Linked DNA regions of Homo sapiens: region 1 is linked to region 2. Evidence: read pairs that join two places in POLR2A ChIA-PET (ENCODE). Cell type or tissue: K562. All regions are shown on one strand. Region 1 overlaps B4GALT5 (beta-1,4-galactosyltransferase 5). Region 2 overlaps SLC9A8 (solute carrier family 9 member A8).

Region 1 (4,000 bases), 130 kb before region 2:
TGGCTCACGCCTGTAATCCCAGCACTTTGGGAGGCCGAGGTGGGCGGATCACGAGGTCAGGAGATCGAGACCATCCCGGCTAAAACGGTGAAACCCCGTCTCTACTAAAAATACAAAAAATTAGCCGGGCGTAGTGGCGGGCGCCTGTAGTCCCAGCTACTTGGGAGGCTGAGGCAGGAGAATGGCGTGAACCCGGGAGGCGGAGCTTGCAGTGAGCCGAGATCCCGCCACTGCACTCCAGCCTGGGCGACAGAGCAAGACTCTGTCTCAAAAAAAAAACAAAAAAAAACAAAAAAAAACCACAACATTGCTGTCTTACAACCTACTCTTTCCGGTACCCAATACTCCACAATATTTTTCATCTTTATAATTAGGCTACTAACCACCTAAGAGAACTGTTCATAATTGATGACAGTAATGAAGGTGCCTCAGAAACAATGAACAGGTTCGCTTCTGATTGCTGCAAAGTACCTGGGTAGCTCCGTCACCTGCAAAGGCAGAGGAACAATACCCAGGGTCTAATAATTGCTTACTCAAACTAACAAAAGGAGAAAAAAAAAAGAGGAAGTAGAGAAGGGGCAGCACTCTAAATTATTTAATGTGATTCCCATGCTTGGGAAAACACTGAATTCATGCAACCAGCAGGAGCTGGAATGCTCCTCAGTATAAAAGGCACCATATAAAAAGAATTACTGAATCCAAATGCAATATTCATTTTCATTTAACATCCAACTACCTAGAGGATTGAGGTAATGAGTCTGGGGCTCTATTTCACACTTAAAAGCTGAAGTGTGAAGCCAGAGGAAAGGACTGGCTTAGCAGATCAAAATGTAAAAGGATTAGCCCACAGGACAAAAAAAATGGTCCAAAAAAAGGAAAAAATGGTCTTAACATCCCAAAGATATTTCCAAAAATTCTTTCTGATTTTCTTTCCTTTGACCAAGACAGCACAATTTTCCCTCCCTTCCTTAGTGACAATGATTTCAAAGACAGATTTCCATGTAGAGACACGAAGTCTGGAGTTCCCAGGCTAATGTCCGAAAGCAATGGCACTGCACAGTGGGGACCTTGCCATTCACCCCAAAGACTGAAACTATAAAGTCTGAAGATTACACACAAGCATGTCACCATTCTCACCGCAGCAGTCTGGGGAGGAGATGAAGTCAACGGGAAATCAGAACTTTAAAAGACAGTGTCTTTACTTGACAAAATGATTCCTTCTTTACTTCAAAGGTTCAATTCACACATGCTCAGAATCATGAAACTTCAGATCTGAAAGGGACCCTAGAATCTGCACAATAGTCCAGTCTCCTCAGTTCACAGAAAACAGGAAAAAAAATTCATACCTAGTTATTGGTAAAGTCAGACAGGAGCCCAAACCTAATCTCAGTTTAATATGAGCATGAGACCAAGAGGGCACCTCCTATGGTTATAAATAAGAATCATAAGGCCGGGTGCAGTGGCTCACACCTGTAATCCCAGCACTTTGGAAGGCCAAGGAGGACGGATCACCTGAGGTCTGGAGTTAGAGACCAGCCTGGCTAACATGGTGAAACCCCATCTCTACTAAAAATACAAAAAAAAAAAAAAAAATTAGCTGGGCATGGTTGCAGGTGCCTGTAATCCCAGCTACTCAGGAGGGTGAAGCAGATTGAGAATCACTTGAACCCAGGAGGCGGAGGTTGCAGTGAGCCAAGATCGCACCATAGAACTCCAGTCTGGGCAACAAGAGAGCGAAACTCCATCTCAAAAAAAAAAAAAAAATCATAAACATAAGGACCTTTGTGTCAAGCTCTGTGCTAAGCCCTTTTATGTGCATATTCTACTTAATTCTGACAAGTAGCCTGAGAAAGGTAGTATCCTCTATTTGAAAACAAAATGAATCTGCCCACTCCAAGCTGATCTGAACCCAGATCTCTTTTCAACCACATTGTATGTGCTTCAGGAATATCTTAATAATTCTCAACTTTGGGCAAGTTAATGACTCAACTTGACTTATATGATCATCTATAAATTGACAGATGTAGTCAAAAGTTTAGAATTCAAAGATCTCCCATAACTGATAACATGACACTCAAATGCTGGGTACCTGGGTAGCTCCAGGATTTTAAGTGGATCTTAAAATCCCATTAATTTTTCCTCACAATTTTCTACAAAACATAACTCGTGTGCAAAGGCAAGCATACCTTTATTGGCTACTAGAAAGTGAAGAACAACTGCCCTTTTCCCCACAGTGCACATAGGCCTGCCTCTTCTCTTCAGCCCACACCCAACCTGCTTGCTTACGATTATCTGTTTGTCTTAGCCAGTGGTAACCTCCCTTTTTCTCTATTTCTCTGACAGGCCTCAGCAGCATTACATTGCTCACTTCTTACGTGCTAAGGTTTTTCTTTGCCTTATGTGATTAGATGTGCCGAACATACTTCCAAGATCTAAAAAGCAGCAAAATTTAGGGAAGCAAGAAGTCAATTGTATTCTGGCCTTCTGCTGCTTTGGAATTTCTGCTCTCTCAGAGAGCTCTAAAGAGGCATGGCAACACAGAGCCCCTCCTTCCTGGTGATTATTATACAAGGCTCCCACTGGCCTGTTCAGCTGGGGCGGGGGGAGTTGATGCTGGAACAGAATCATCTGCCGGCTAGGTATCCTGGAACAGTAATTAATACTGTTTGAATGGCTGAGACTATCCAAAACCAACCACTTTCTTTCTACTAAAGAAAATTTCAACTCCAAACCCAAGACCTGGCTTCCAATATAGCAAAAACTCCACAAAGAGAACATAAAACATCACCAAAGTCCTGGTCAAAAGTGGTGCTGTTTACTTTTGTAACATCAACCTGTTCTCCAAACACGGCTTCCTCCTAAGAAGAAGGGACAACACTATACTCAAATATGTGCGCAAGAGTGCATGTGGATTTGGAGCAAAAAAAAAAGGTGTCCTTCACGGGATAAGGCTCTTTAATTCTCTGAAGTGAAGTAACCCATATTTCCCCATATGTATTTCATTCTAGAAAGCTCAGAAACTGAGTGTGCTGAGGGATTCAGAGGGCTTTTTCATGTCAAGAAAAAAAAAAGGCTATTTTCAGACTACACTTGAATGGGGAAAATCTGAAATTTTCATGTGGTTATTAGGAAAAGTTGTATTTGATTATATAAAACATGTATCTTCTCTAAAATCGTTGTTTGGAGACAGGGTCTCACTCTGGGTACCCAGACAGAGTGCAGTGGTTCAATCATGGCTCATTGCAGCCTCGACCTCCCAGGCTCAGGTGATCTTCTGACCTCAGCCTCCCGAGTAGCTGGGATTACAGGCAGGCACCACATCCAACTAATTTTTTTGTATTTTTAGTAGAGACGAGGTTTCACTATGTTGCCCAGGATCGTCTTGAACTCCTGGACACAAGGAATCCGCCCATCTTGGCTTCCCAGAGTGCCGGGATTAAAGGCATGAGCCACCTTGCCCAGCCTTTTTTTTTTTTTTTTGTCTAAAATCTTAGGAATGGCCGGGCACGGTGGCTCACACCTCTAATCCCAGCACTTTGGGAGGCTTTGGTGGGCGTATCATCTGAGGTCAGAAGTTTGAGACCAGCCTGCCTGGCCAACATGGTAAAACCCCGTCTCTACTAAAAATACAAAAAAAAAAAAAAAAATAGCTGGGCATGGTGGCAGGCGCCTGTAATCCCAGCTACTTGGGAAGCTGAGGCAGGAGGATCACTTGAACCCAGGAGGCAGAGGTTGCAGTGAGCCAAGATCATACCACTGCACTCCAGCCTGGGTGACAGAGCGAGAGACTTCATCTCAAAAAATAGTAAGATAAAAATAAATTAAAATCTTAGGACCAATGTTTATGTAGAATGTAAATGAATTATCAACATTCTATATATGAAAGCATCTCACTAGCTTTATTGAGGTATGATTTCTTAAAAATTCTCTAAAAGATTGACTAAGATGCAGTTCTAGTTTTTCAAAGGGCTTTGGGATTTTTTGAAAGTATCAGATCATT
Region 2 (4,000 bases):
TATCTCATTGTAGTTTTTATTTGCATTTCCCTAATGATTTATGATGTTGAACATCTTTTCATGTGTTTCTCAGCCATTTGTATATCTTCTTTTCCAAAATATCTATTCAATTTTTTTTATTATTTTTATTTTCATTTTATTTTATATAATATTTTGAGTTGGAGTCTCACTCTGTCCACCAGGCTGGAGTGCAGTGGCATGATCTCAGCTCACTGCAACCTCTGCCTCCTGGGTTCAAGTGATTCTCCTGCCTCAGCCTCCTGAATAGCTAGGATTAGAGGCGCCCGCCATGCCCGGCTAATTTTTGTATTTTTTTAGTAGAGACTGTATTTCACTGTGTTGGCCAGGCTGGTCTCGAACTCCTGACCTCAGGTCATCTGCCCGCTTCAGCCTCCTAACGTGCTGGGATTACAGGCATGAGCCACCACGCCTGGTCGGTTCTGTGTGGCATTTTTATACTATCCTGCCCAGCTGTTAAAAGGAATGAAGCAAATCTATACATAATAATCCCTGACTAGATCTCTAAGACTTAATGTTGAACAAAATAGCAAGTAGTAGGATGATACATTATACTACCATAAATTTTATATAAATAAATACACTCAGGTGTGCCATGCATACACTTACACACACACACACAAACACTCACACCCTGGTACTGTTGAGTTAAATATATGTAAGAGGATAGAGAAGGGCCTGATATAATATTTCCCAAACTTTCCAAGATAGTTGGTTACCTTGGGCTAGGAAGAGAGAGAACGAAGATGGGGGTGGAAGTGGGGTATGATCTAAAGGGGCTTTTGTCTTATTTATGACATTTTACATAGTATCCGCATACTATTTGGCCAATAAAACATGTAAAAGCTCCTTAAAATGTAATTACAACCTGAAAAAATAAGAACATGGGAGCTGTTGGGGAACTGTAGCAGGAGATGGGTTCAAATCCATGCTCCATGCCCTCTGGCAAGGGAATGTGTATTCATTGACTCCTTTTATAGCTCAGCTTTATTTTGTCTTGGGTCCTTCCTCTTTTTCAAAATAGTTTTATTATTTTTTAATACTATATAACAATTCAAATAGCATGGAGGTTTATAAAGTGAAAATGAACTTATCTCCCCTCTTCACCTGAAACTACCCACCCTGAGGTAGTTTTAGTGCACGTCCTTTTCCTGCTCAGCTTCTGTGTTCTGGTATTGTCTCCTGCCCACCCAGTAAGCTGTGCTTCCATCTTCTCGTTGATGGCGAAAGCTCCTTCCTCCATGGGAAAGTGAAGTCTTCGTTTTGAAGCATCCATGGAATGGCCTGCAGGCTTGCTTTGTGTCACCTCCTACCCGAGATTGTGATTGTGTCACCTCCTACCGAGACTGTGAACTCCTACCCTACAATGAGTAGGTCTGGAGTTCTACTTGGGCGTCTTTATTTTATAAAAAGTTCCCATGGTGATTCTGGTGAACCAACAGAGGGTTAAGAGTCGTTTATCTAGGGAGTAACAGAGCAATCATAAATTGTGCCCATGCTGCTTCTTTGAGAATTATTTTTGGTGGCCACTTTATAAGAGTGATGAGCCTGTCAGCTTTATGGAAACATGCCTGAACTTAGATGGTCTGTTTTCTTCCAGGAATTTCACAGAACTTTTACTTTAGGTTATTTTCAGCATTTGTGTTTTTCTAGCTAAATATTCAACATGGAACTGCTATTTGAGTCTGAGAAAGTGATCATGGATTCTTTTTTGAAAATGATGGAAATAAACAGTACACGGCAAACTTAGCTTGTAAACTCTGCATTTCACATTGAAAATGGGTGGATATGGTAAAAATGATAGGCGGTAAATCTTCACCAGGCAGAGTGTCCTTGGGTCTTGCTTTAAAATACTTTTCCTCCCCCACAGCCTGACTTTTGTATTTCATTTTAGTGTGTTTGCCTGAGATGTGAGTGAGAAATTCATGTGATAGATGTCTCACGTCTCCCTAAAATGTACAAAACGAAGCTGTGCCCCAACCACCTTGGGCACATGTCGTCAGGACCTCCTGAGGCTGTGTCATGTCTTAAATTTGAGTAATCTTTCTCATATCTTAAATTTATGTTAAAGTTTACATTTTCTCTTGTAGGTATTCTCATGGGAGCAGTTATAAAAATTATAGAGTTTAAAAAACTGGCGAATTGGAAGGTAGGTTTGCCCTTTGGTTGTTCTTAATTTTAGTAACATTGATCATTATGCTGGCTTTTTTGTAATTACTTGGCTATCAGTGGAGTTATTTATATTATTATGTTATATATCCCATTACTTTTTAATTTTTTTATTAGATACAGGTTGATGCCTTTACATCTGAGTTTTTGCAAAAGCATAAGTCTCATGCTGTTTCAAGTGAACATGGGCGCCAATGTCATTTTTTTTTGTTATTATACTTGCATTTTTGTAATCCTAGACTAACCTACTTTTTTAGGCAGGAAAATTCTCTAATTAGCATTAAACATTAAATACTGTTTATTGCTCCCAATTCCATTTTGACAACTGAGGATAATAAAACATACTTGTCCAGTACTGTGAGACACAGTACTTTATATATTGTAGCTCATGTTATTCTCATGACAGTCATGTGAGGTGGATTGTCTGGGTATTGTAATATCATCACCTCGTTTTTACAGATGAAAAAAGTGACACTCAGGGAGATTGGGATGTATTCAGTGTCACAGAGCTAGAAAGAAAGTGGCCGAGTGGAGTCTTGTGTCCAAACCCTCTGGCCTGAATATGCAGTGTTTTCTCCACCATACCACCCCGTCCTCAGTTTGCTGATATATATACCCTTGTGTTAAAGAGGTTATTAGAATATGAACATCATCCTGGGGTGCAAGTACTCATTGAAACTGGAATTTCAACATAAACTTGAGCATCCATGTTGAGTAGGGCGAGATTAACAAGTATGCTACAAAATTGATTTTGTGGAGGGAAATAAGATTCATTTCAAAATATAAAGAATTATATGGCTAAAATTGATCACATTTAAGCCCTTCCTACTTTGATGAAGCTCCTAGGTGCTAGGATTAATTGACCTGTGAAACTGTAGAGTGTAAAATTAGCAAGACAAACCTTATAGACTAACGTAAAACACAATTTGAAGCTGTTATAAATAGTAGTAATGAAATATTTTATATATTAAATAAATTTTGAAAATGTATATTGAGCTCTGGAGAGTGATAAGACACACTTCTGCTGGGGAGGCCCCACTGGAGCGCATTGCATGTGGGATCTCTGCCTTCCTGCTACTTGGTTACATTTAACCACCCAAGAGTGGGTCATGACTGAAGAGCCTTTTTCTACTCCTAGGCTGGATATAGCCTGATGTGTAGATTTTGCCCACTAACCCATTTTGTTTGATCTGATTTAAAAATCATTTGATCAAGGCTGGGCGTTGGCGGCTCATGCCTGTAATCCCAGCATTTTGAGAGGCCAAGGTGGGTGGATCACCTGAGCTCAGGAGCTCGAGACCAGCCTGGGCAACATGGTGAAACTCCGTCTCTAAAAAAATACAAAAAAAAAAAAAGATCAAAATTTGAATTGACTTTAAAACAATTAAAAATTGTTAGATTTTGGGCGGGTGCGGTGGCTCATGCCTGTAATCCCAGAATTTTGAGAGGCTGAGTCACGTGGATCATCTGAGGTCAGGAGTTTGAGACCAGCCTGGCCAACATGGTGAAACCTCATCTCTTCTAAAAATACGAAAAAGTAGCTGGACGTGGTGGCACGCACCTGTAGTCCCAGCTACTTGGGAGGCTGAGGCAGGAGGATCGCTTGAGCCCAGGAGGATCGCTTGAGGCTGCAGTGAGTTATAATTGCACCACTGCAGTCCAGCCTGGGCAACAGAGCAAGACCCTGTCTCTAAAAAAAAAAAAAAAAAAGTTGGGGCAGGCTTCCTGGAGGAGACTGCATTTGTGGAGAGTCAGAGTGAGAAGTAGGATTCCTGCCTGGAAACCAGATGTGCAGGGAGCAGTGGGAAGTCAG

Evidence for each region. Peaks named below come from ENCODE experiments on the same cell type or tissue, not always from the same donor. Only the 100,000 strongest peaks of a DNase experiment are listed, where the experiment ranks them.
Region 1: POLR2A ChIA-PET joins it to region 2 with 7 read pairs; 12 of 35 experiments call an interaction of 5 or more read pairs at or near these places.

Annotation. Positions count from the first base shown.
Region 1 is chr20:49,704,450-49,708,449 of GRCh38, forward strand. All of the region lies in intron 1 of B4GALT5 (beta-1,4-galactosyltransferase 5), which reads right to left. Among named protein-coding and RNA genes, the nearest start is that of B4GALT5, 7.4 kb to the right of the region's middle. In K562, no CTCF peak of the experiment used is centred here; DNase peaks (open chromatin) are centred at 2,282 and 2,592.
Region 2 is chr20:49,837,433-49,841,432 of GRCh38, forward strand. It overlaps SLC9A8 (solute carrier family 9 member A8), which reads left to right. Exons shown (of 16, transcript NM_015266.3): 4 at 2,109-2,167. Among named protein-coding and RNA genes, the nearest start is that of MIR12122, 24 kb to the right of the region's middle. In K562, no CTCF peak of the experiment used is centred here; no DNase peak of the experiment used is centred here.